2 separate regions of the Homo sapiens genome follow, and region 1 is linked to region 2. A link is a contact called in ENCODE Hi-C or POLR2A ChIA-PET data. All regions are on one chromosome and are shown on one strand. The core of a region is the stretch at or near the end of the contact, and the rest is flanking DNA. Distances in the headings are between cores, read along the strand shown. Region 1 overlaps SH3RF2 (SH3 domain containing ring finger 2). Region 2 overlaps SH3RF2 (SH3 domain containing ring finger 2).

What was found. Hi-C counts contacts between places; a loop is a spot of excess contacts on that map. ChIA-PET counts read pairs that join two places held with the same protein, here RNA polymerase II (POLR2A).
Region 1: a loop to region 2 is called in a map of Caco-2, with 3 times the contacts of the local background. The contact joins two enhancer-like sites. A Hi-C loop is called at or near these places in 3 of 168 maps with a recorded cell type or tissue (A673, Caco-2 and IMR-90). POLR2A ChIA-PET finds 5 or more read pairs at or near these places in 4 of 52 experiments (A673, MCF 10A, OCI-LY7 and 1 more).

The regions. Positions count from the first base shown.
Region 1 is chr5:146,045,748-146,048,658 of GRCh38, forward strand. SH3RF2 (SH3 domain containing ring finger 2) reads left to right here. Exons shown (of 10, transcript NM_152550.4): 6 at 2,025-2,116. All of the region lies in intron 1 of LOC107986458 (a long non-coding RNA gene), which reads right to left. Among named protein-coding and RNA genes, the nearest start is that of PLAC8L1, 58 kb to the right of the region's middle. Within about 2 kb of position 1,358, at least 3 of the 41 ENCODE cell types and tissues checked have a DNase peak (open chromatin) inside an H3K27ac peak, as active enhancers do.
Region 2 is chr5:146,004,580-146,007,520 of GRCh38, forward strand. All of the region lies in intron 4 of SH3RF2 (SH3 domain containing ring finger 2), which reads left to right. All of the region lies in intron 2 of LOC107986458 (a long non-coding RNA gene), which reads right to left. Among named protein-coding and RNA genes, the nearest start is that of SH3RF2, 69 kb to the left of the region's middle. Within about 2 kb of position 1,613, at least 3 of the 41 ENCODE cell types and tissues checked have a DNase peak (open chromatin) inside an H3K27ac peak, as active enhancers do.

The sequences.
Region 1 (2,911 bases), core at 108-2,607, 41 kb after region 2:
TTTCCCGCTTTGGGTTATTATGAATAATGCTGCTGAAACATTTGCCTATAAGTTTTTGTGTGGACACATGTTTTCATTTCTTTTGAGCATACACTAGAAACAGATTTACTGGGTCATATGGTAATCCTATGTTTAATCATATTAGGAATTGCCAGACTGTTCTGCATAGAGGCTGTACCATTTTACATTCCAACCAGCAATGTATGAGGGTTTCCATTTTTATACCTCCTCCCCAACACTTATTATTTGACTAAAGTGGTTTTTTGATCCTACAACTTGATCTTTGGACTGTCACAATTACATACATGACCACACATACATTTACGCAATCATTGACGTAGACACATGTACAAAATTACGTGGTGGGCATACTCGTACACACCTCTAGAGTTCACATACATACACACAGAATCTCATAATCACAATCCTTTATACAATTGTGTCTGCAATCCCACATCAGCACATATAGCATACACACATCAATCCATAGACCACATGTGTGAACAAAACAAGATTTGCAATGGACCAATGCCATCACACATGTACATTAAATTGCCATGGGCCTTGAGCAAACATACATGTTTGCTCAAAACAAAGGGACATATGTATTTAATAACACACTCATACCTACATAAACACAAATACACAAACAATAGTTGTACCCACAAAAGCATAGTCCTAAAAAGGCACACACAGAGTTACCATCATTTATCAGTAGATGACTGAAAACAGACTGAATGTATTTACTCTGGATGGCATGGAGAAGGTTTCATTATCCTTGGTGTACTAGGTAGGAAGACCTTTTCATTCATTCCTTCACTCATTCCTTTGTTCTTTAAGCTACAAGTACGTATTGAGCATGCAGAAATACAATGATGAACCAGACTTACATAGTCCCTGCCCTCATGGAATTTACAGTCTAGCAAGGAAACACTCATAATCTGTGATATGTGCTCAGAAGGAAATAAGCAAGGCAATATGTTTGCCAAAGCCCTAGGATAGTAGGCAGTTTACAGGAACTTTTTTTTTTTTTTGAGATAGGGTCTCACTCTTTCACCCAGGTTGGAGTGCAGTGGCACAACCATGGCTCACTGTAACCTTGACCTCCCAGGCTCAAGCGAACTTCCCATCTCAGCCTCCTGAGTAGCTGGAATGACAGGCACCTGCCATCACACCCAGCTAATTTTTTTAAAAGAGATGGGATCTTACTATGTTTCCCAGGCTGGTCTAGAATTCCTGGTTCAAGCGATTCTCCCAGCTCAGCTTCCCAAAGTGCTAGGTTTATAGGCATGAGGCACTGAGCCCGGCCTTCCAGGAGCTTTTATCATTTTATCATTATTGTTTCCTCTTTTATCCTAGAAAAGTGAAAGGGATTCAAATTCAACTACTATAAGTCATTGGATAGGCGTGTGTGTGTGTGTGTGTGTGTGTTTCTAGCAATAGTCAATAATAAGAATATGGGCTCAGAACTTGGACTACCTGATTTTAGATTTTCTTTGTTTCATACTAATTGTGTGACCTTTCTTTCCCTCTTTGTCTCAGTTTCTCATCCAAATATGGGGATTATAACAATTCCTTTAATAAGGATTAACTTAGCTGATACTTATAGAGTACTTAAAACTGCCTAGTAATTGCTCAGTTCTGAATCAATATTAGCCACCATTTCATTTTCCAAGAGCAGGTTTTCATAGAGGGAGATGGGTGGGGTGGGGAGAGGGACAGGAGGAGGAGCCTGTGTAGTGCCCTGTGGACTGTAAATTGGACGGCTCTTCATCTTCCACCCTATCTGAGCAGGCTTTTGGAATGCAGTCCTGGCAAGCCACCCCACCAGGCCATAAACCAGCTCCTCCCCACCTCCCTGTGCCCACAGCCACAAACCACAGAGAGGACGCACAATGGGTGGCACCAGGCATGGCTGTTGGTTTTCAGCTGTGTCAGGTCTTTCTACGTAGCTGCTCTGTTTGCTGTGGGCCTGGGTTGTGGCATTCATTGGTTCTGCTTGGCTGTCTTTTCTGTCTGTGCAGGTCAGCACTTATCACCCCGCACCTGTCTCTCCAGGACATTCCACAGCCGTGGTCAGTCTGCCTGGCTCCCAGCAACACCTCTCAGCGAACATGTGAGTAAAAGGCTCATCCCTTCACCCAAGTCCTGGCACAAAGGGGTCATCTTTACCATGTACAGTGGTGATCTAGCATCACCATTCCCAAAACATCCCATCCAGAGACAATAGGTCGCCTTCCTTTACCACTTCCAAGTGAAATAATGGTGAAAAACAGAAATTAGGGCCAGGCGCAGTGGCTCACACCTGTAATCCCAGCACTTCAGTAAGCTGAGGCAGGAGGATTGCTTGAACCCAGGAGTTCCAAACCTGCCTGAGCAACATAGTGAGACCTCATCTCTACAAAAAAAATTTAAAAATTAGCCAGGAATGGTTGTGCACATATATTTTCCTAGCTACTTAGGAGGCTGAGGCAGGAGGATGGGTTGAGCCCAGGAGTTTGAGGCATCAGTGAGCTATGATCATCCCACTGCTCTCCAGCCTGGGCCACAGAGTGAGACCCTGTCTCAAAAAAAAAAAAAGACAACACAAATTAGCAAACCACATCACTCTTAGCTCATTATTTTACAAAAGTAGAAAGAGACTGGAAGATTATATACCACAACATCACTGGGAGATTGGGTATTGAGCAATTTCTATTGTCTTGCTTTAGATTCAAAATGTTGGGTCATAAATACATGTTGTTTAGTAAACAGCAAAAAATAAATATAGCATTTTAGAAAGAAAAAACAAAACAAAAAAAACCTTGTAGAGAACACTCCCCCATTCCCTTTGATAAAACGCTCCAATGTCTCACAGTCCTTGGAGTCTGGAGGGACTTCCTGATGTCTGAGATGCCTGGAGGCCATATAC
Region 2 (2,941 bases), core at 363-2,862:
CAATAAGGAGTTCATTTTTTTTAAATTGTGGTGATGAAAAAAGTGTCTCTCTATGGATAATACTATATTATCCATATATGGAGAATAATATTTATGGAGAATAATATGGAGAATAATATTTATGGAGAATAAATAAATGGAGAATAATATTTAATATCATAAAATGTTCAATATTATGGAAAGATTTATGATTCATTGTTAAGTTTTTTAAAAGTTTAATAGGTATAGAGTTCCAGATTTGCTGGATAAAAGAGTTCTAAAGATCTGTTTCATAACAGTGTGAATATACTTAACACTACTGAACTGTACACTTAAAAGTGGTTCAGAAGGTAAATTTCATGTTACATGTCTTTTATCACAATAAAAAATAAGTTGGACCATGTGGAACTAGCTTTATAAATATATATGTGTTTATATAAATGGATAAAGGACTAGAGAAGGATATGTACCAAAATGTTAACATTTTGTGATAACTAGATGATGAGATTCTAGATGCTTTTCATTTTCTTCTGCCAACTTGTATTTCCTAAATCTTCTGAAATTAGCATATATTTATTACTTCTGTTTTTTAAAGAAAAATCTTCTTTAAAAAAAAAAGAAAGAAAACATGCTAGGCTATGTATAGCTCCAGTATAATATAACCTGTCAGTGCCTAACCTCATTAGCCATGAGCCTCACTTTAGCTTGAAGCAAGTCATTACATATTTAAAAGAGAGGTTTCATTGTTTAGCTGCATTTACTGGGTGCTTAACATGCATAAAGCATTAAAAATGAGTAGTAGAAAGCTATGAAAGAAGTAAAAGGCGTGCTGTCCACCCTGGGGATTGGAGGGTTTGAAACAGAACAGACCACAGTTGAGGAGAAGCAACCAATTCTTCTAGTCATAAGAGCTAAAGCAGGTTCTGAAATGAATGGTGTACCCAGAGCATTGCACAGCTTTCAGGGTTCTCTGTACCTCCTCTACTCCATCAGTGTTGAAGGAAGGGATGGAGGAAGGGTCCAGAGAGGCTGATCTTCTTATTGTCTCTACTAAACTCATTCCTAATTCTCATTCCTAATGCCTTTTCTCTTGCTGGGACCCCTTTCAGATACACCACCCAATTCTCTTTACCTGTTCAAATTTCACTTATTTTATAAGGCTCAGATAGAAACCTACTTTGTCCATAAAATTTCAGCAAGTAGTTAAACCCTCAATGGCCTCTTTCCTCTGAATATCTGATGAGTGTGTTAGTTGTACTTCACAGGCTAGCCTAACACAGAACAAGCACTCTGTTTAAAAAAAAAAAAAAAAAGCTTAGCAAGTGAATGAATGGAAAATAATTGAGAAGGTAGTCAGAGCTCCCAGGGGAAAAAAAAATTTTTAAAGAGCAAACCATTCACTGTGACCCTGTCCTAAACATATGTTTAATTATTCACTAATTTTTCATTGAGTGCCTGCTATGCCAGGACCTGTGCCTAGTTCTAAAGACACAAGACAAACATGGGTCCCTACTCTCAGAGACTATAAATTCAGAAAGTATTCCAGTAATTGCAAGTGTGTTGAATCATGTAAAGACTGAAGTAGCCAAGTGTAGTGGCTCATGGCTGTAATCCCAACACATTGGGGGCCAAGGCAGAAGGATTACTTGAGCCCGAGAGATTGAGACCAGCTTGGGCAACATAGTGAGACTCCCATCTCTACAGAAAATTTAAAAACTAGCCAGGCATGGTGGCCCACAATGTTCCCAGCTACTCCGGAGGCTGAGGCAGGAGAATGATTTGAGCCTAGGAGGTCGTGGCTACAGTGAGCCGTGATTGTGCCACTATACTCTAGACTAGACAACAGAGCAAGACCCTATCTCAAAAAAGAAAAAAAAGACTGAAGTAGTGGAAACTATTAGGGAGTTATGATATGCAACTTACCAGGGCAGAAGGTCAACAAATGCCACTTATGCCAAGATCTGACAGATAGACAGCATTTTAGATAATGGAGGTAGAATGTGCAAAAGTCCTGCATGATGAGGAAATGTGGTGTAGCCAGGGGAAAAAGGAAGTACCAGAGCTGGAGCTTAGAGAGTGAAAGAGGAACAAAAAATGAAGCCAGGGAAGTAAATGGAAGACAGATCACAGAGGACTTCATAAACCATCCTGTATAGTCAGGATAGGCTAGGTTATGCCGTGGCAATAAACGGCACCAAAGTCTCAGTGGCTTAACAAAGAAAATGTTATTCCTCACCTAAATTCCATGTTCAGTGCAGAGTGATGAGGGGCTCTGCTCACATAGTCACTCAGGAACCCAAACTAATAGGGCTGGGCCATCTGGTAGCTGCATCATCTGGAACATGTGGGCTTCCTAGTTTCCACAGTAGGGACGCATGAAAAAGAGTGAGTTGTATCACCAACTAAATGCCTCGTTTCAGAAGTGACACTTGTCACTCCCACTCACAGCCCATTAGCCTGAACCAGTCACATAGCCTGATGTGATGTCAAGTCAGCTGAGAAGTATAAGGGAACACGTGAAACACTGGGTATCATTGCCTCTGCCATATCATAAGAAGTGTGGATTCGACCCAAAAGCCAACAGAAGCCATTGAAAGGTTTTTAAGTGACCAGGTTTGGATTTCTTAAAGACTGCCCTGGCTGCAGTGGGAGGAACGATTTGAAGAGGAGGGAGAAAAAAGCAGAAAGTAGAGTTAGGAGGCCTCTGCATTGCCCAGTTAGATGACTGTGGATTCGACCCATAGGTTCATGGACCTTTCAGGAGGTAGAATCCACAGGACTTTGGGATTGACAGAGGCAGGCGTAGAGGAGAGAAGTGTTCAAGGACAGCCCCACTTCTTGATTTATAGACATAGGTCAGTGGCAGAGCCATCTGCTGGGTAGGAGTGGAAGTTAGGATGATTCAGTCAGTGGTTGACTCTCCAAGGACAGACGTCAGCTGCAATTAGTACCTCATTGGACC